Regions from separate parts of the Homo sapiens genome. Here region 2 is linked to region 1. The links are chromatin loops, found by intact Hi-C in ENCODE. Cell type or tissue: PC-3. All regions are shown on one strand. Links, peaks and the distances in the headings refer to the core of each region. The heading gives the core; the rest is flanking DNA.

Region 1 (11,354 bases), core at 1,741-9,740:
GGCCTATTTTCCCATTTTATCCTTACTAAATTTTAAGTAGTAGGTAGGGATTCTCTTAGTGCTGTCTGTGGAAATGTTGCAATTCTATGGCTACTATAATATCTTTTTTGACAACCTTACTTATTTCAGTGCTGGATGGTCTTATTTGCTTTACACCTCAGGGTTCTCCTCAAAACGCCATTGAGGTTCTCTCTTAAGCTGTACCTCTATAGGTAATATTTCACTTGAACATATAAACTTTAATGCAATGTTTCTAAAATAAACTCCTAATCTTCTTCCCTGCTCTCAAGCTTCCTCAAACAAATAAACACACTGGCAGAGACCGTTACCTGTAGCATGTGGCTAATTTCTAGTCAGAGAATATGAACAGAACTTATGGGTATTTCTTCCATGTCTGGCCCATATCATTTTTCTGGCCAATGAACAAACAAATAAGCCAAATACAACAACGAAGATTAAAAAAAAAAAAAAACCCTTCCTAGTTTCCACTTGGCTGGAGAAGACTGTGCCAAGCTTGGAAGCCATATTGTTGAAAGTGGCAGAGCATTTTATCGACTTGAGTTCTTCAGTGACTATGTAGAAAGAGCCCTGTTACTCTCCTAGACTGTTTGGAGAGCAAGAAATAAACTTATTCCATGTTGAGTCATTGTTTGAGTCCATTGTTACCACAGAATACTTTGATACAGAAACCTCAGCTTGTGTACCTGTGAAATGGAAATAATAACTACTTTACTTTGAGAACTAAATGAGATAATATAAACAAAGCACTTATTTTAATGCATGACTCATAAAATATATGATAAATTTTAGTCTATTCCCTTCCTTCCTTCTTCATATAGATATGACAAATACAATCCTTTTAATTCCCTTCAGAAACTTCTGCATCCACTACCCCTCTTTCTTGACACAGAGATAGTGGTTATGAGATTGAAACTCTGTACATCTCCCAATGCTGAATCTATACACAGACATGGATCCAAATTCACATTCTCTTCCCTTACTCCTGTTCCAATACTATTCTTTCTGCTATTTAATATTAGCCAGTATTTATTAAGTGATTAGCATATACCAGGTAATATGCAAAGCCCTGCATGGATTATACAATTAGATCTCATGATGTAGGCATTGTTTTATATCCCCATATTTCAGATTAAAGAATTGGGAGGAGAAAAATTAAGCAGTTTGCTCAAAACGCAAGAATATCTTCAAACTCTCTCATTCTCTTTTCACTTTTTATCTGCATTTAAATGTGCACATATCCCTACAATCTTGAGAAAAACCATTCCATGAAACTTGGCTTCCTTCTTCATTATCTTCATTTTCTGTCTCAACTTCCTCACCTTCACTCTTTAAGCCCTCTGCTCTCACCACTCCAATGAAATGCCTCTATTTTCTAGTAACACATCCAGTGGAGGCTTCCTGGTTTGGATTATCATTCAACCTTTCTGAAATATTTAGTTCTGTACCACTCTCTCTTCCCCAAAACACTAGAGGAGAGTTTGTTACATACCACACTACTTTTCTAGCCACTCTTTCTCCGTCTAACTTTGGGGACTCTTTCTTCTGACAGGTCCTTGAATGCTAGTGTCCTTCAGGGTTCTGTCCCTAAAATTTTCTTTTTTTTTTTACATTAAATATTCTGCTTATAATATCATTTACTCCTACAGTTTCAATTGCTATATATGCTACTAATTCCTAGTTTTTAAAAAAATCTCATCTACACATGTCTTTTGAATTCCATATTCATTTCATCAATTTCAAGTTGAGATCCTAAATTTAGATCCCACATAAGCACCTCAAATGTAACATATCTAAAATTGTACTTATAATCTCTCCCTCTAAAATCTTTCCTTCTAACATTTGTCCCTCTGAGCTCCTCTGTCTCAGGAATTTGTCTATTTGTCCAAATTAGAAATTACACATCATCTTGGGATCTGCTTTTTCATTCATCCCCTAAATGCAATCAAGTTCTAAGTCTTGTTAATTAATGTAAAATTTTATTTCCTAAATATACTTCCTAAATGCATGTGATAGGCTTTTTTTTTCAATCATCATTTACTACCAATTGCCATTATTCATGCCTTCTGTGCATCAGAAGCTGATGCAACATTATTTGCCATTCTCAGAAAATAGCATGCCCTTTCATGCTTTGAGAAATGATGTCTTTTTCTTCCTTTATGGGTTGGAAAACTCTTTCAATAATAACTATATTATCATTACCAGTGTGAATCTTGGGAAGTGTTTCCTGAGGTCAAGCTGGCTGCTCACCTACCCTCCCTCCTATGCTACTATAGAGCTCTGCACTTGGCTCCTTTCTAAATATTTATAAAAAGTTTCTAAGCCTTTGCCTATTCATCTCCCCTTCTAGACTGTGAGAGCCTTGAGAAAGGAAAGCTGGTTTTTATGACAGTGAATTGGATCCTTCCTAATTTAAAAATATATCTGCTAAAGGACCAGTTCACTGAATGGTCATTTGCCAAATGAACAGATTCACCAAATTTACCAGATTTATCAATTCATCCCAAATAGTTGTAATAAAGTGATTAGGATGTTTAAATTTGGTACCCAATGATGAAATATGATTTTCTGGATATTAACTTTTTAAGGTTAAACCCAACCTGAGAACCTGGCCAAAAAAATCTGTAAATGCTAAAGAATCAGTATTTATTTTTAAAATTTCTCAAAGGAAAAGCTGTTTTTCAGTTTTTTTTTTTTTGAGGGGGTTATTTTACATGTAATGAGACTTCTTGTCTACCTCAGATATGGTTTCAGTTATCTCTGAATGTCGTTTCCTATTTTGGTAAACTTTATGCATTTTCCTTATTCTTCTGCAACTTCCTCAAATGGCATACCAGCTTTCCTTTTATATCTCTAGCATTTATAGTTTAAGATGAAATTAAACTTTAATTAGGAGATTGAACTTTAAATTTAAATTCACAGGCACTAAAATAAATCAGAATTTTAAATTGAAGTTTAATGAAAGAAAAATTTTAATTAAATAAAATTTAGAATTAAAATTTAAATTCATTCAAAAGAATCAGAATTAGTTTAAACCATCACATCTCACATGAAACTAAAAATGTGATTTTTATCAAGGAACAATTAAGGTCTCTTGACTTGGTTGGCAGTAATTTGCAAATGATTCTCTATGAAAGCACATAAAAAAAGAAAAAAAAGACCACAATGGACCAAATGAAAAAGATACAAAAAAAATGGATAAAACATAAATAGATTAAAAATACTGTAAATGAAAACAGATGAATGCTAAAAGGTTGGCTCAATAAAAAATGAAATTTTAAAAGGAATAAAAATCAGTATAAATGAGTAATTTCTACATGAAACTTAAAATTTTACTTATGACATATGTACTGTTTTATATTCAGTCATCAAATCAAAATATTTCTCTTAAAATTTATAAGATTATTTTTATTAAGTCACTATGTTTGATGGGTTGGTTTTCAGGAAATAAGCCATGTGGTGAACTGATTTTTAGTGATTTTTCGCTGCTTATTTGCCACCAGCAAATTTCCCAAACTTCCAACTTCTCCAGTTTCCATAATTTCTTCTGTGAAATTGAAGTTTCTCTTCCCCCTGAGATGATCAGCTGTCTTCTTAAGTGATAGCCATTTATTCTTTTTTAACCAAGGTTTCTTAAGCTGCTCTGACTTGACGTTTTCTTCTTTCCTCGACCTGGCCCATACCTGCTTTTAGGTGTCTCAGAAATTCTTCAAATTCAGTGTTTCCAAGACTGAATGTAGGTATATTCTTCTCTTCTGGTCCCTGCTATCTGAACTCTCCAAACTTTAGTTCCTTTTAGCATTCTTTTTTTTTTTTTTTTTTTTTTTTTTTTTTTTTGAGACAGAGTCACGCTCTATTGCCCAGGCTGGAGTGCATTGGTATGATCTCAGTTCATTGCAACCTCTACCTCTGGGTTCAAGAGATTCTCCTGCCTCAGCCTCCAAGTAGCTGGGAGTACAGGCACCTGCCACCACGCCCAGCTAATTTTTCTATTTTTAGTAGATATGGGGTTTCACCATATTGGCCAGGCTGGTCTCAAACTCCTGACCTCAAATGATCCACCCATCTTGGCATCCCAAAGTTCTGGGATTACAGGCGTGAGCCATAGAATTCTCTATTTAGGATATGGCCACCATCCATCCAGTAGCATAAGCCAGAAACAAGGAATCAACCCGTCACTGGTTATTCTAGACGTTTTTCAAATGTCCATTCATTTCCATTACCCTGGTTCTAGTCCAAGTTTTGTTGAAACTCCTATAATAGTCTATTGTCTACATTATGGAATTGGGAACATTACATTTTTAAACTGCAAAGCTTAGAACAAAGGTTGTCACCTAGTAAGCATTCACTACATGTATGAACCAACATTGTATTAGTCTGTTTTCATGCTGCTGATAAAGACATACTGAAGACTGGGCAATTTACAAAGGAAAGAGGTTTAATAGAGAACTCACAGTTCCACGTGTTGGGGAAGCCTCACAATCATGGCAGAAGGGAATGAGGAGCAAGTCACATCTTACATGGATGGCAACAGGCAAAGAGAGAGAGCTTGTGTGGAAAGACTCCCATTTTTAAAACCATCAGATCTCGTGAGACCTAGTCACTATCACGAGAACAGCACAGGAAACACACACTCCTGTGATTCAATTATCTCCCACTGGGTACCTCCCACAACACGTGGGAATCATGGGAACTACAAGATGAAATTTGAGTGGGGACACAGAGCCAAACCATATCAGACATTTAATTAAAGTCGTATATTATTTGGTGTTCTCTTATCCTCATTTAAGATTTTATTTAAAAATATTTAAAATATATTTCTAAAATACAGACTATATTGCCCGACTCTTTGAAAGCTTTCAGTAGTTCCCTATTACTCCTAAAGACCTAAATTCATTATATGACCTAGATGGTTGTGCAAGCTTTGGCTTCTGAACACCTTTCCATGCTCCTGGGACACCTTTCTCCCTCTCTGGGCTCCAGGCACTGACTGTAAGGCCCTGGAATGTGCTCTGCCACTGTTTTGCCCAGAGCTTTGTTTGTATACCTTCTAGTGCACCCCTCCTCCTGCCTATCCCAGCACGCTGTGCCTCTTTTTCCCTCTTGCTTTTCTTCCTTGATTAAAAATAGACTTTATTTTTTAGAGCAGCTTTAGGTTCACAGCATAATTGAGCAGAAACTACAGACAATTCCCATATATTCACAGCCTCTCTCACTCTTTCCTTCATTTTAGCCTCCCACACTAGATCTATTTCTTTTATTAGCTCTAATAAATAAATATATTAATATTTAATATTATTAATAGAATAATAAATATATATAAGAGAACCATATTCTCTTCCTTCACACATTACCTTGAGATTGTAATTTTTTATTGTGATTATCTGTAGCTTGTCTTCTTTTCCTCATAAAGCATAGAATCCATGAGGTCAAGGACTGTACTGACTTTTTTTTCCCTGAGATCTAATCAAGTGCCCATCATATAGAAGGTCTTCAATACACATTCATCATTGTGGTTGAATAACATATGTCATATAATCCTACACAGTTTCTGGGTAAAACATATCTCTATATAATTACCACTACAACACTTTGAAGATCTAAAATAAAAATTAACCATAATTTTGCTGTTTGTTTCTGTCTCAGGCTAATTTAGCATTTCACATTTATAACTATTCTGGTCCAGTAGCTCCTAAAATTTAACCACAGATATTTTATTAAGTATACACATACTGATGGAAGTAAAATTATTCTGTTCTGTGTTAAATGTAATAATTTACTTCTATTTTTACTCTTTCTTATGTCTGTTTTCAAACCTGAAGTGTTTGATTTCCTTCTGCAAAAATTTGCTTATCTTACCTGAGAGGCACATACCACCACAAGGGGGCAGAGATAGACAAATATTCAGTTCTTTGGACTGCATTCTCTATCCTGAGACTATTCTTTGACAGAATACATTTGAGCCATTATTTTTTCCATGAGTCTCTTTTTTCATTTGCCTTTCAATTTGAAATCTATAAGTACTATTATCCTCTTCATACAGTGTATACCTTTTAAAAGATGAAGAGACCTCCACTATATAAATTGTAGGCATTATATAACTTAACTCTTTAGTACATTAAGTAATTTTAGTTATAAGAATGCTATGTTAGATGTTGCAGTAAATTGTTCACTGGTAATTTCATAGCTAGTTTCTACTGTCTTATCTTTAGCCTACACACACATACACACATGTACACACACATATACATAGATACGTTGGTGGGGGAAAAAAGAGATTTTATTTTATTTTTGCATAATCATTCAGGGAATATTTAGGCATTTATGTCATAGAAACTAGAAATTAAACATTTGGAAAGAACAGGATTTTTTAGTATAGTTTTATTATTCTATCCTTTGTGCACTAAATATATATTCATCTTTACTTTGAGTAAGAAAAACACATGCTGAGCTATATGTATCTATCTTAACATAGTTCTCATAAACAGCTTGGGTAGGACTTTATGTCAGCAATCTAATTACATAACTCACCTTGTTTTATTGGTTATTCTGAAATTTAGTTCTCTGTAAATATAGAGCCCATCCAATTTAGAGTTGAATTTTAAGAATGTTAACTTTAACGATAATGAGATAATTTATGTGTGAACAGATGCCTTGGTTAGAAGGAAGTTTAGAGGAGAAAGAGAGCTTTTTATTATAGAAAAACCAATAGCAGAAAGAATGTGACTTTGATTCAGATTGGGAATCACCAAAGATTGGTAACCACATGAGAATTTCACAGACAAATCATCTAAACTTGATGCCGGGCATTCAAGGTCATCCATAGTCTGGGCCCACACATCCTCGCTGGCCCTTTTCTCATATCTCTACCCATCCTGCATTCCATTCACCTGGACCACTTGCCTTTTGGGGAACAAGTCATACTTTTCCATGTTTCTATGTCTTGGCCCTTGCCTGCTTTCCTAATCTGGAATTACACCTCTCCACGTCACCTCCGAGTTTTCCCCCAGGTAATGCAAATAACTGAGCATATTTGTCATACTCTAATTTATTGAGCTCATGGAAAGATATTGCTAATAGACCACAATATTTTCTCCAGTCTCACTAAATGTAGCCTCAGTGTCCTTCTCAGTACAGCTTCTCAGAATAATTCAGATACCTATACCAATTAATTACTGATAGTTTATGAGATATTTGCCATCTTGCTGACTTAGCCCAAATTTGTGTCTAGATAAGTAAGACCAGGATTGGGTGGCTTTGGAGAATGTAATTTCAGCTTGAATATGAAGATGCTTGTAGAACAGTGTTCCTTCCTCTGAACATGGCTACAGAAGAACAAATCAGTTAGTCTGAAGGTAAGAAAATAAAACAACTTAAAATGTCATATAATTTTATTCATCTAAGTCCAACTGAGCTATTATATTAATCCCTAAGCACCATAGAAGAAGGGTCATGTTTATTTTGTTTATCGCCATATCCCCAGTATTTAGCCAAGGGTCTGGTATATATCAGGTACTCAATAATATTTGCTGATTGAATGAACTAATAGTGAATAATGGCAAATATTATATTTCATGCCACACCATCTTCTCCATTAAATGGGGTAGATTTGCACTCTAAGCTGGCGACTGCTCTGGAGAAAGGGTTCCCAGATAAGTAAAAGGGAAAGATTTTTTGAAGGTCAGTACATGACCTTTTGGAGGTACAACAGAAAGATACCAGCAGTAAAAGTTGGGAAACCTGTGAGTGCTTTGTCTACTCTGCTGCACTTCAAAGTATCAAAGAATCATATAATTTAAATAGTTTGGAACAAAGAGAGATTTATTCTGAGTCAATATGGATTCTATTAAATTGGACCTAAAGTATCAGACATTGGCACTATTCTGAGACCCAATCTTTGGGAAGATTTAGTTCACTCTTAAATTTTTGACGGGAAATATTTGAAAATCTTCCAAGGATATTGAATGTGATTTACATTTCTAAAGGTCGGTTAAGTCCCAGGTTAATTCCTCTTATACACTGGTTTCCTAAACTGAGAATAGAAGACTGAAAACTGAAAATTTTATTATTCATATGACCACAGGAAGTATGAACAATTTTTAGTTTAAAAACGTGAGTTGTAGAAGCAGATGGCCTCTGGACCATCTGTCTCATTTTAAAAAATTCAACTTTTATTTTAGATACAGGGGGTACATGTGCAGGTTTGTTATGTTGGTTTATTGCACTCAAGTAGTGAGCATAGTACCCAATAGGTAGTTTTTCAACCCATGCCTCCCTCTGTCTCTCCCCTCTTTAGTAGTCTATAGTGTTTGTTATTCCCATGTTTATGTTCATGTGTGCTCAATGTTTAGCTCCCACTTGTACGTGAGAACATGTAGTATTTGGTTTTCCGTTCCTGCATTAGTTCGCTTAGGATTATGGCCTTTAGCTCCATCCATGGTGCTGCAGAGGAAATGATTTCATTCCTTTTTATGGCTGCATAATATTCCATGGTGTACATGTACCACATTTTCTTTATCCAATCCACCATTGTTGGACACCTAGGTTGATTCTATGTCTTTGCTATTATAAATAGTGCATTGATGAACATAAGAGTGCATGTGTCTTTTTGGCATAATGATCTATTTTCCTTTGGGTATATCTCAGTAATGAGATTGCTGGGTCGAATGGTAGCTCTGTTTTAAGTTCTTTGAGAAATCTCTAAACTGCTTTCCACAATGGCTGAACTAATTTACAATCCCACCAATGGTATAAACATTCCCTTTTCTCTACAAGCTCACTAGCATCTGTTGTTTTTTGACTTCTTGATAATAGACATTTCGACTGGTATGAGATGGTAGCTCATTGTGGTTTTGATTTACACTTCTCTGGCGATTAGTGAGAATGAGCATTTTTTCATACGTTTGTTGGCCACTTGTATATCTTCTTTTGAGTAGTGTCTGTTCATGTCCTTCACTCATTTTTGAAAAATGGGGTTATTTGTTTTTTGTTTAAGTTCCTATAGATTCTGGATCTTAGACTGTTGTTAGATGCATAGTTTGCAAATATTTTCTCCCATTCTGTAGGTTGTCTGTTTACTCTATTGATAGTTTATTTTGCTGTTCAGAATCTCTTAAGTTTAATTGGATTCCACTTGTCAATTTTTGTTTTTATTGCTATTGCTTTTGGTAACTTAGCCAAAAATTATTTGCCAAGACTGATGTTCAGAAGGGTATTTCCTAGGTTTTCTTCTAGGATTTTTATAGTTTGGTGTCTTACACTTAAAACTTTAACCATCTGTAGTTAATTTTTGTATATAGTAAAAGTTAAATGTCCAGTTTCATTCTTCTACATATGACTAGCCAGTTATTTCATCACTATTGAATAATGAGGACTTTTCCCATTGCTTGTTTTTGTTTGCCTTATTAAAGATCAGATGGTTGTAAGTGTATGGCTTTATTTCTAAGTTTTCTATTGTGTTCCACTGGTTTATGTGTCTGTTTTTGTACCAATACCATGCTATTCTGGTTATTATATCATTATAGTGTAGTTTGAAGTCAAGTAGTGTGATGTCTCTGGCTTTGTACATTTTGCTTAGGATTGCTTTGGCTATTGGGGCTTTTTTTTTTGGTTCCATATAGATTTTAGAATAGTTTTTTCTAATTCTATCAGGAATGACATTGGTAATTTGATAAGAATAGTGTTAAATCACTAAATCTCTCTCCAGTGTTGTTTTGTGCAGTATTACCATTTTAATGACATTGATGAGCATGGAATGCTTTTCCATTTATTTGTATCATCTCTGATTTCTTTCAGCAGTGTTTTGTAGTTCTCCTTATAGAGATCTTTCACTTCCTTGGTTAGCTGTATTCCTAGGTATTTCATTTTCTTTGTGGTTATTGTAAATGTGATCATGTTTTTGATTTGACTTTGAACCTGGACATTATTGGTGTATAGATATGTTACATAGATTTTGTACTCTGAAATTGTACTAAAATAATTTACCAGTTCATGTAGCCTTTTGGCAGAATCTTTGGGGTTTTCTAGATATAGAATAATACCATCAATGAAGAGAGATAGTTGACTTTTTCTTTTCCTATTGAATGCCTTTTATTTCTTTCTCTTGCCGATTGCTCTGGCTAGAACTTCCTGTCTCATTTGTTGATACATTAAGGAAAATGTAACTAAATGTTCAGAGAAAAGTAATAGCGTATATTAGCAAATTCCTTAGATTTTGTCTCTTCCAGAGCTGTCAAACAGAACTTTTGCCATGATGACAATATTCTGTATTTGTTTTATCCAATATAATAGCCACTGGCCACACATGGCCACAGGGCACTTGAAATGTGGCTAGTACAATGGAGGAACTGAATTTTTAAATATTACTTAAAATAAATAATTAAAATTTATATTTAAATAGCCACATGTGTCTAGTGGCTACTGTATTAGAGTGCACATCTAGAAGAATATATACTTAATTAAAACTAAAATAATTTTAGAAGTAAAATTAAAAAAAATTAGAATTATAATTTTTGAGATGAGCCATTGATAATGTCAACAAGTAAGACATCAGACTGAAAACAGAAAAAGAAACTGAAGAATTGTAGTATGGGAATTTTAAAAAGCAGCAAGCTTAGCACTTACCATGTGTTAGACCCTATGCTAGACCCATTCACATTTATCATCTCAGTGAATGCTCATAACAACTCTGCAAGTAAATATTTTATCTCCACTTTATAGGCAAGAAGTCAGATATTACAATTTCCTCAGTGAAAAAACTTAAACCCATCTGGTTTCAAAATCCAGACTGTAAAATTTGAGTGAGCAGAAGAAAAATATCCAGATACAATTATGAATGTGCATCTTATGAAGTGAGGTCAGGCCTGGAATGAGTGTCACATCCAAATATTGCTCACGAATTTCTTAAAGTCCTCATTGCTGAGTCTAGGCTTGGTTTCTGATGATGTAACAGTCCTGAAGCTAAAGGTGGGGTCAGGTGGTCCAAATTGGGTAGAAGAAGGTGAGGCTGGGGACCAGCCAACTGAAAGAGAGCACTGATGTTCTGGGTGACCATCGCTCTTGTAGAACATTGCCTCTCAGGTACCTGAGCAACAATTGCTAGCCTTGCTGTTTCCATTAGAGGTGCTGACTTATGACAGCATTCTCAGCTATAATTTTATGGTTGAGTACTTTGACGTTATTTTTCTCTCCAATAATGCTCTGTGACCTGATTTTCTCCTCATTTGTCAGATAGCTTATGTGATGTGGCTTTCACTTGGTAACTGCAATTCAGGGGCATTTCCCTGCAATAATGTGTCAAGAAACAGCTTCTATAACACCAGAAATCATGCTTCCTT
Region 2 (11,283 bases), core at 3,284-11,283, 480 kb after region 1:
GACTGGTTTCTTTGTTTAAGATGAATGGGATTCAAATTGTAGCCCAATCCAAGGTTCACTTCTGGCTCTTCTTGTCTTTGAGAATGATAACAGATTTAGGAAAAACAGACCTTCCTTCATGCTCTGTCTAGTTTCCTAATCATCTGCTTTGAATGAGGTATTTTGTCATGAAGAATGAAAAGGTGGACGAACTGCAATTGTCTCAAGGGCGTTTTTCCATAAAAATTTCAGATGATTTTCAGAATGCTATTTTGGTGATGGTGAAAACCCTGCCCTAAATTTCATCACACTTGCATGGATTACCAAATTATGAGGCTATATTCTCCCCAAGAGTTTACAACTATAAGCAAGGAATATAATTTTCATTAAGGAAAGAAAATAATTGTCGAATTGGAAGATACTAAGTCATGGAAAATTTTAACTTTAAAAATATAATTATTGGCCGGGTGCAGTGGCTCATGCCTGTAATCCCAGCACTTAAGGAGGCCGAGGTGGGTGGATCACCTGAGATCAGGAGTTCAAGACCAGCCCGGCCAACCTGGTGAAACCCATCTCTAATAAAGAATACAAAAAAAAAAAAAAATTAGCCAGGCATGGTGGTGTGTGCCTGTAATCCCAGGTACTCAGGAGGCTGAGGCAGGAGAATCACTTGAACCCGGGAGGTGGGGGTTGCAGTCAGCCAAGATCACGCCACTGCACTCCATCCTGGGCGATAAGAGCAAAACTCCATCTCAAAAGAAAATATATAGATATAATTATTTAGGCCAGGTGCAGTGGCTCACACTTGTAATCCTAGCACTTTGTGAGGCCAAGGCAGGAGGATAGCTTGAACTCAGGAGCTCAAGAACAGCCTAGGCAACATAGTGAGATGTCCTCTCTACAAAAAAGTCAAAAAATAAGCCAGGCATAGTGGTGCACACCTGCTACTAGCTACTTAGGAGGCAGAAGTAGGAAGATGGCTTGGGCCCAGGAGGTCAAGTCTGCAGTGAGCCATGATCACACCACTGCACTCCAGCCTAGGTTACAGAGTAAGACTTTGTCCCAAAATAATAATAATTAATAATAGGTATTTATATACTGTACCACTATGAAATTAAACAAAGTCATTTTGAAAGAAAGTTGGGGAAAATATTTGGAAGAGAAGCATATCACTGTGAATATTGTTTTGTTTACTTTTCTGAGTATCACTGTTATTGTATCAGTATTTCTAAAGACATTTCATTATATCAATCAACCATTATAACCAATGCCTTAATGTGTAATGATGCCGTACATGTTCAATTAATGGAGAAGTACAAAATATTTCCACTTGTTTAGTCACTGATGACTTGCTTTAATACATCTTTAGGCTAATATAGATCTCTAATAAAGATAGAAGAACATGAATAGTGAAAACTCAGTTAACTTCATAAAAGAGGGTATCCTGGGGAACTACAGCTTTTATTAATAGAAACCCTCTTTTTTTGTCAGAACTCTTAAATTAGTAATCAAAACATGCTGAATATACTGCATTTATCTTTGATGATCTGACACAGGGGTCATTATTTTAATGTTCAGTTCTTACTGTTCATTACTGTAGCAGAACAAGATGTAGAAGATTGAATTTTTTAAGTGCTGATGGCAGGGTAAACTCTGGACATTTTGTAAAAAAGTGCCTGAAATATGTTTGTTTGGTTTTTTTTGAAACAACAACAAGACTATTTATTTAGTGACTACTATACGTCAGAAAGGGGGGGGTGCCATTTTACTCACAGATTTCTGATCCTCACAACTATCTCCACTTTACTGAAGAGGTGTAACAGCATTAGTTTTGGTTTACTTCTCTTTCAAAAAGTGGTGTGCAGAATACTATTATGTTCTCCATTTAATTGAGGCTTCCAGTGTGGCAGGGGGTCCAGTTATGAATAAATCAGGTTTTCGTTAATCAAGATTATGAACCTTGATTTGTTCATCTGCTCTTGATCCCAATTTTTAAAGATGAAAATTAATAGTTGATTATGGTCCAAGTATTAACATAAAGAATGATTTTGAGTGCCTAGTTTCTGTCATATTTTTATTTCAGTCATTTACCTAGTACAGGACACTGAAGGACAACCAGGCAAATGCTGATTAGCATTCATAGTCTGTAGCTTTGACAAAGAACCTGCAGCTGTCATCAGCTTAGTTGCCCCATGTGTTCTGTATCAGTGCTAAAGAACCTTTGTTTCTCAAAGTATTAACAGGACTTGTGATTTAGTTTAGAGTGGTCCTCATTTATCATAACACAAATAATGACTTTCAAGTGTCTTTAAGAAACATGAAGTTACAAAAACACTTCTGTAGGAATGCTGCCACAATTCCAAATGGATCAATGAAAGTTTTGCTGATTCAGCAGTGGCAGAATTATACCAGTGTAGGTGATGAATAACAATCACAGTAATGATCGTGGCTATCATGAATGGCCTAGGCTCTGTAAGGCACTTCGGTGAAGTAGGAAACATTATCCTCATTTTAGGATACTGTAGACACTGAGAAACTGAAATGACCTGGTCAAGCCCCACCATCATGATTCTACAGTGCAAAGATACAAACTCTGATCTGTTGAATCCCCAATCCTTGCATTTAACCACCATATTTCACAGACACACTCTTATGTACTTTTCTTAGTAATTGTTATAGTTATTCTCAGGGAATTTGAATATTTTGAAACGTCCTCTGATTTTATAGACTCATGGATTTATACTTAACAATGTGTATTTTTATGATTAACACATATAGTAAACAATCCAATATTCACAGATGTGAAAACAGACCAGGCAGTGATGAATCTGAGTTTTTGTGAGTTGGAACCCAGTGATGGGAAGAAAACCCGGGACCTACTTAGATTAGTCATTCTCTTTTCCTGATCACATATTTTCTAATGCAGATTTTCCCAATGCTTTACTATTTATGAAGCATTTTATAAATATAAGCCTTTTCAACATCTTTGCATAGTTAAGATTCATTCACCCAATTTTAGAGATGAGCAAACTGAGACTCAGAGAGACTAAGTAATTGCCAGGTTTACACAGTAAACATTATCAGCATGTTCCAATTAACTTTTGCTAACTTAATAATTTAAAAATGTTATGTTCACATAAGAGTGTCCCCTTACATATTAGTTAAGTATTTCATTTCTTTCCCAGCCTTAATATTTTATTTTATTTTAGCTCTTTTCACCTGGTCCATTAATTTCACATCTGTACCTTCGGTGAAATATAACTAGATTCTCTAATAAAATATACGTTCTGTTTGTGATAACTGTGTTAAAAGTGAAAACTTAAAATACTGGAAATGTAGAACAGAATAAGCTATAATACAGTCGCAGAGTAAGGCATTTTAAAGACATCTCAGCGGTCCCAAGATAAATACGACTTGTCCAGGTCAGATGCATCTGGCCTTTGAGATAAATATCCCATAACAACTGGAAACTCAAAGACAGACACTCCAATTACTACCCTAGCTGTTTTTCTTCCTGTTTGCTTAAGAAAGCAGCTACAACCTAAATTAAGCACTGGAAATCATTTTGTGAGGATATAGTACCGTATGATGTCAATATGAAGAGGTCAAGGGTGTAATCCCAAATGTTCCTACCTTTTCAAATTTGCCTTTCAGAATTTTGTATCTTTGAATTTATGTGAATGTCTTTAAGCACACATTTCTTGAGTTAACCAGATTCTACATCTTATTTCTCTTATTCAAGCTTCAGGGGCATTCCTCACATCAAGTAGTCTGGGAGTTAGTAGACTAGTGTATTTGTTCATTCTCCAGATTCAGTCCAGTAAAAAGCTGCTAGATACTGCCTTTTGTAGGCTTTTAAATAATTTTAGAATAAAATACCAGATACTCTTACTTATTCTGAAAGCAGTTACCTGGTCTATTAAAAATATCTCTTTCCAAATTTTCCCCTATGAGATCTTCCACCAATCTATATGTTAATATTTGAAGTTCCTCATTAGTTCATACTCATCTAACTTTGTGCACCCTTGAATCTCCTTAACTATCTCTAGCTCAGGTTTGACATTATGAATACAGGTTTTGTTGCTGTTGTTGTTGTTGTTTAAAGGAGAAATCTATTCTTTTGGAGATGCTTCCCGTTTGTCTTATGTAAAACTGTCTCAATCCTTCATATTACACCATCTCAGCTAAAATTTTTTTCTCTGTTTTTGCATATGGAATGAGAACATTTCAGGAAAATGGCTTGGCTTATGTACTATTTACCCGAAACACATGGAAATCAACATTTAACATTCTGTATTTTTTTTTTGGAAATGCTCAGGTATGTCTTTGCCAACAACATTATGTCTATAAACCAATGAAGGTCAAATCCTTGGCCCTTAGAGGAAAATCTCAATCTAGCTCTCTCAACAATAAAAGATTTGTTGTATAGAACCAAACTGATAATAATCTTGAGGAGCCAGGTACAGATGTACTGTACTTTTCTAGCAGACACCTTAGGTTTTCGAAGTTAAATAGGAAGAATACACTCACTTATCTAAGCCATCCACAAATATTCAATGCTCGCCCATTCAAGGACTATCCTCTATCCTACGAAGATAGAGGTCTCCTCCACCTTGACTTTTTGTACATCCATCTTCTGTCTGTGAAAGAAGAATTATAAACCTTATGGATGAGGACTATATCTTCCCATGCTAGTTGAGCACCTTACTAGTTTTTTTTTTTTTTTTTAGTTGCTGTTCATCAGTTTATTATCTATATCTGAAAAATCATCATAGAAAATTGTTTGGTTTGGCTCTCAGCAGCCCGCTCCTAAGCTCTGAGGAAGCTTGCCTTCTTTTGAGCTACCCAATCCTTCTTCTGAGCAAGGGACATTTTGGAACGGTTCCACCTCTTCTTTTTAACTTCTTTCTTGGGCTTCTTTTCATAGACCGGATTCTCTGGTACAGCAGCATGAGCTTTCTTATACATCTCCTCCATCATGTCTGGAGTTACACTGTTCTTTATGTATTGAGAGAACTGTTTCTTGTAAGCATCTTCATCTTCTTCCAAGAGCATACAGTATTGGGGTGGAGAGAGGTATTGGAATTGATAAATGTTTCTCCCAAGATTTGTCTTAACATTTACCATGGTTCATGTTTTATGGCGGAGAAACAAAGTGGGAGTGGGAGTGGTTAAGTCATGCACATCTAACTATAATATGAATGATGAGAAATTGGAAAATAAAAGTTATGAATTCCACATTTTTAATCTAGATTATTCACGTTGGTAGCAGCTGAGATAGGGACAGTTTGAAGGACAAGACAGTGTTTTGCTAAGACTGACAGCTATAATACATTTGAAAGCACAATGATGTGCCTAAGAATGAAATTAAGGATTCAGGCAGGATTGTAAAGGATTAAATATCAGTAGTGCTGTTTTTCATCTAGAAAGAGCCAGAAACTTAAGTAAAAATTGAGGCAGGATTCCAAGGGATTCTTTGCAGTTGGAAAGATATATTTTGGAAAAGAATTAGCTTAAGTGACTTAATAGAAAATAAAGTGAAGAAACATCTAAATAAGTGCCTACTTTGGACCAGGTAGCTCACATATTCTCATTTAATTGCCAAAATAAACCCAAACGTTAAAAAAATTACTTCATTTTGCCCCCGAAGCAGCTCAGGCTTAGGAAGGTAAAGGAATTAGCCCAAGGGCACATAACTCATGCTCTTTCATCCACCCTGAACCACTTCTATGAATACCTAGTCTGCTCAAATATTCATGGAAGGTGAATTTAATACTGGTATCCTTATAACATGTGTTAAGATTCAATATTAACTTTGAATTTCAGCACTGGATTGTTATCCAACCATGAATCAGTCAACGACATTCTTTCACCATCTAAAACAGACAAATAATGGGGGATATTAGAATTCTGAAGGAATATAATATCTTATTCCTGAGATGGATAGCATTTAAAGGAGAAGACAGAAGGTGCACAAATCTATAAAAATATTTGCACACTTACAAAAATATGGGTTCAACCAGAATCATTCTGTAAGCAATAAAATGAGAAGAAAGTGACTGGTGATGGCTGTTGAAATGCCCTGAGTTACTTAAGGTAGGTTAGATACATTTATGTAGAAATTAAATTTTACAAAATGTGCCAGACATAATAAGCTTAGCATCATTTAATCATTATAGCCACCTTGTAAATTAGGTACTAGTATTATCTCAATTTTACTGGTGATGAAACTAAGGCAGAAAGAGTTCGGACATCATGCCCAGGCTTCCAGAGGTGGTAAGTGGCAGAGCTAGCATTTGCACTGAGGCAATACCAGAGTCACTGCTCTTATGCTGAACTTACACCTTTTACTTCAGTGTGACCATGTAAGTATGTGGGCTGTGTTTATCCGGATTCTGACTCCTTAACCCTTGACAAATTTTGTACGTGAAAACAGTTTCCCATTGTACTTAGAGGAGTCAGTTCGTTTATTTACTCGACAAATTTTTCTTAAGTAACCATAATGTGCAATACAGTGCAGTGCTCATGCTGGGGACACAGCAGTGAACAGGTCAGACAAGGACTCTGCTGTGTTGCATGTACTGTGCTGGGCACTCCATACACATTAACAACGCAATACAATGAGTCTTAATTGTGAAAATAATGCTCACTTTCATTAGACTGAAGAAATGAGTTGCCCTTAAAAATTAACATCATTCTTCCAAAAATTGGAAAAATGTCTATAAACAAGACTTCAGGGGCATTCCTCAGCGAATGAGATAGTTTGGGGGGATTCCTACTTAGAACCAGAGTACCAGTTTAAATACCCTTACAGTCTCAGAATGATTTTCTTAATGAAGCCTTAAAACATGTATCTTTGTAGTAGTTATATTTTCATAATATAAGCTGCTCATGTCCATTTTGGAACAGCTTACTCCCACTGCCCAAAACTGCTTGTTATACACATTGCTTAGTGTTGTCTATCTTGTAGCTCTAAGTAATTAGTTGTGGAATTATGTTTACGACAATGCGGAGGGTGAGGTATGTATGATACTACATTAAAGAAACTCACACTGCCTTTACTATCCCATCCCAAAACTACCAATCATTTGCCAAATTTCAACAGATTTTTAAGCCAACAGTGTTTTGTTTTGTTTTTCCTGATGATAAAGGCCCACCTCTAAAATTCATCAAGCTACAGCCTATTACAATGAACCAACATTCTAGAACCCTGCTAAGGTGATTCCAGGTTTTAATGAGCAGGGCAGGGCTCTAAAAATATTTTCCTCCTCTTGCTTGTATTCATGCTTCCTCACCTGCTCACTGGAGTAGAGGAGTGTCAGCCTGAGGCTCAAAGAAAGACCCCTTGAGAGTCTGCTGACTAAGCTTGCAGCAGGGACCCACATGGCATGACAGAACGGGCTCCTTGCACATATGCAGTTCCATAGTTAGTTACATACCCACGCATAGGCGTGGATAGCCATGGACGGATGAATTTTTGTATGCATGTGCTGTGAGCCAGCATTGGTCTCCCTCTCCTTTATCCCGACCCCTGAGGAATCCCTGCAGTTCCCTGGAATTCAGGGAATAAAGAACGAGATGAGGCAAATAGTCCTTTTTCCTACCCTGGTGGCTGGGACCGCTCAGTGCCTGGAATCTGCAATGCCTCCTCTCACAAGCAGCTAATAAAGACAGACTGAAAAGATGAGCAAGAGAATGCATGGATCCAGGAAGGGGCCGCTGTACAAGAGATGATGCTTCGGGAGCTACTGGGCTATGATTTCTATTATTATTTGTATATACATATATATATACACAAAGCCCTAGGAAGCTGCAGAGGAGGCAAAGAAACCTCGCTGAGATTTTTCTAACAGCGCCTAGAAACCACCGCCAGGCTCCAGCCCCGGGCTGGGTCAAGGAATTCGAGGGATGCAGGCTGAACGCACCGGTTGAAACTCTGGGCGCCGCATCGGCACTTTGCGCCTTGGTGGGCTTTGCGCTCGGAAGACGCGTCCACGCACCATTTTCCCAGGCGTTGTGCGGGTTTCTTAAACCTCTCAGCTGGTGCCTCGGAAGAGTTTCTGGAAGCTCCATCTCTACTGCCTCCCCTCCCCCCCTTTTGATTTTACCCCCGCCAGGAGCTTCTCCAGCCCCACAGCGTCCGCCCTGTGAGGGGTACAGGTGCCGCTGTCCCGCCGGCTGCCGCCCCGTCCGCCCACGCAGCGCCTCCTCCGGGCTAGCCTGGGGGATTGACCCAGCGCCGCTGCTTCTCGAATGGTCTCGTGCAGGGGCGCAGCGGCCGCTGCCCGTCGCCCGGGACTCCCCGCCCTCCCTCGCGACCCCGCGCCGGGGCGGGCGGCGCTTGCGGCGGGCAGGGGGCGGGCAGGGGAGAGGGGGCTCGTCCGGGGGTAGCCGCCTCCTCTGCAGCCTGCCGGCGCCTCGAAGCCCGGACCTGCCTCCGCCTCTTCCTCCAGCGGCTCCATCCCGCCTCCCGTGCCTCGTCCTCCCGCCGCCTCCGCCGCCGCGCCCCCGGTGGCTGCCTCGGCGGACCGGGGAGGGGGCCCACCGCGTCGACCGCCCGCTCGGCTCGGCTCGGCCCGGCCCGGGAGGCGTGCATGCCCCTGCTGCCCGCGGCGCTCACCAGCAGCATGCTCTATTTCCAGATGGTGATCATGGCAGGGACGGTGATGCTGGCGTACTACTTCGAGTATACGGACACGTTCACCGTGAACGTGCAGGGCTTCTTCTGCCACGACAGCGCCTACCGCAAACCCTACCCGGGCCCGGAGGACAGCAGCGCCGTGCCCCCCGTGCTCCTCTACTCGCTGGCCGCCGGGGTCCCCGTGCTCGTGGTAAGCCCGGGGGCGCTCGCCCTCGTCGCCGAGTCCCTGATCTCGCCCCTCGCCTTCGGGGTTGAGGCCCCTCTAAGGGTTGGGGCGCAGTAGGTTTTGCCTTCTAAGTTCCTCCAAGTTATGGGCAGCCCCTTCCCCAGAGGACATTCTAGGGCGCGTGAGGGTGGGTGCGAAGGAAGCCCCCAGCTCTTCCCACACGTCACCCCCCCACACCCCGCGGTGGCTTCAGCGTTGGGTGACTGGGCGGGGATGGAAGGGAAGAGGGGCCGTAGGTGGTGAGGAGTGGGGATCCGGGTTGCAAAGGAGGTGAGCTTTGGGGGTGAACCTTGATTCCATCCACTCTGTGGCCTTGACTCGCTCACTGCCTCCTCTTCGATTGTGCCTGGAAGAAGAGCAGCGGCGGGCGGGCCGGCGAGGAGAGAGGGGATCAATTGCTGGGGTGTGAAAGGGACTCCCACTTCCCGAGTCGGGGCACGTATTTCTATTTCGCCACCTCCCTCCTTTTCAGGTGAAAGTGCCAATGGGACTAAGCTGACCAGGGAACAAATATCTGAAAAAAGAATTTGAGAATTTCTAAATGAAGAGGCCTCAGCACCAGTGCTTTGCTGAAAAGCAGGAGCTGTACCTCAATTACAAGAGCACTTCAGATTTATTTAAAGGCTGCTCCGCTCCCTGGGCAATTTAAGTCCTTTTCTCTTAGAACCTCACAGAGCATGCCTTTTGGATTTATTGAGTGTATGTGTGTGTGAGAGAAAGAATGACTATACAGATACACTCACGTGTATACACACACCTCACATATATACATATGAAATTATTGGGGATAAATTACACATAATAATATTAATTTTATTATAGTAATTTACATATGTGAATATGCTACATATTTATTCTTAGGAGAATTGTTGGTGTTTCTTTAGAAAACCTGATATTTTATGGTTCCTTTAATATTGACAAAGTATTGGAGGTTCCCTTCCTGTGATGCGCGCTCTCTCTCTCCCTCAACAGATAACAAACGGGAAATAAGAAAATGAAGGGGAAAGGAAGAATGAAGTTTTATTTTCAGTAGCTAAATGTGTAAATTGAATGTTAAGAATGTCTGTTGAATCCATTAAGTTTGGATGTTCATCTTTTTTTTTAATTTTAGGAGCAATGACTTACTAATTTGTAAAATAATGAAAAGTTCCTAACACATAAGATAGAAATCAGTGAACAAATCAAGTAATTTCTTGATAACCTTAAAGTAACTTTATCACATGTCCTGTGATAGTTGACTTCAAATTGCCTCTGTCATAATGGTTTGAAATGTGTTAGACCTTGCCCCAGATAATGTTTTACATATATATATATATATATATATATATATATATATATATATGTAAAATAAGTTGCTAAAATGTGTTAGAAGCCCCAAATCCAGCCTTCATGTTTGTGTTCTCTTTTCTCCATTTGACAAGCTGGCAGAGAAAAAAAAAAAGGTCGATTTTTGGGGGCCCTTTTTACTTTCTGGAGATCGGGGTTTCCCATGTACAGTTTTCCAGGAGACTAAATAGCTCAGATATTTTTCAAGGATTGTTTTAAAGAAAAAGGAAGAGCCTGTCACTTTCAGCTCATTGGTTTGGTCATAGCTATAATCAATAATGTCTGTAACTCATCCTTTAATTCCCATTCTATGTCTTATTTAAATAAGATAGCACTTTTCAGTCCTAACCATCCAATCATGGTGGCAGGTGCTAGTTAGAGACGAGAGCACACTCACCCAATGATTTGGATGATTCTCCACTTAGGAGGAATGTAGGACGGAGAAAAAGAATGAATTAGTCACTATTTAGTGCCTACTCTATTTTGGGTACCGAATAGTCATAGTCACGTATATTTCTCAGAGCAGCTCTTTCAGGAGATATTATCTCCAATTAATATTTGAAGAAAGTGAGGTTCAGATAATAAGGAATATCTGAAAACAAAAAAAAAGGTGGGTATGGCATTTGTATGCCTATAGGACGGATGCCTGAATGCCATGCGACTTACATTGCTTCCAAAGAGCTTGTTCTCTGAAAGAAGGTGGAAGCTGGCTGGTCAGGCAGGCATTGAGAATATAAGTGGATAGATTTTTCTGAAGTCAGAATCCAACTTGATTTCGATGTTTTGGCTTTTAGTTCTTTTAGGTACAAGAGAATGGGTTTGGGAATCAGTTTAGAAGAGAAGGAAGTGGTAGGTTTGGGAGGATGGCTGTGCTGCTGGCATTTGTTTTCCCTTCTGCTTCTAGGAATAGTGCACTCTGTCACCATGTGAGGAGCTGGGAGCAGTAAGGGCAGCTCTGCCTCTCCACTCTTCTCAAGAACGCTGGGTTAGCATGCTCACTTGGGCATCAAAATAATAATAATAATATTAACAGTACCCATCATTTGTTGAGTTACTACTTTCTTCCATATACTCTAATAAACTTTCTACATACCTTATATCCTTCTAATAT

Evidence for each region. Peaks named below come from ENCODE experiments on the same cell type or tissue, not always from the same donor. Only the 100,000 strongest peaks of a DNase experiment are listed, where the experiment ranks them.
Region 2: it touches region 1 in a loop (2.5-fold over the local background); 3 of 110 quality-filtered maps call a loop at or near these places.

The regions. Positions count from the first base shown.
Region 1 is chr1:99,476,133-99,487,486 of GRCh38, reverse strand. It overlaps LINC01708 (long intergenic non-protein coding RNA 1708), which reads left to right. Exons shown (of 3, transcript NR_125951.2): 2 at 7,250-7,373. Among named protein-coding and RNA genes, the nearest start is that of LINC01708, 6.0 kb to the left of the region's middle. In PC-3, for the core only: CTCF peaks have their summits at 5,690 and 5,898 (motif pointing right); a DNase peak (open chromatin) is centred at 5,906.
Region 2 is chr1:99,001,962-99,013,244 of GRCh38, reverse strand. PLPPR5 (phospholipid phosphatase related 5) reads left to right here and starts at 8,384. Exons shown (of 6, transcript NM_001037317.2): 1 at 8,384-8,810. The coding sequence starts at 8,574. PLPPR5-AS1 (PLPPR5 antisense RNA 1) reads right to left here and starts at 8,969. Exons shown (of 3, transcript NR_033940.1): 1 at 8,600-8,969. RefSeq lists an enhancer at 8,552-9,526. In PC-3, for the core only: no CTCF peak of the experiment used is centred there; no DNase peak of the experiment used is centred there; H3K4me3 peaks cover 1,776 bases.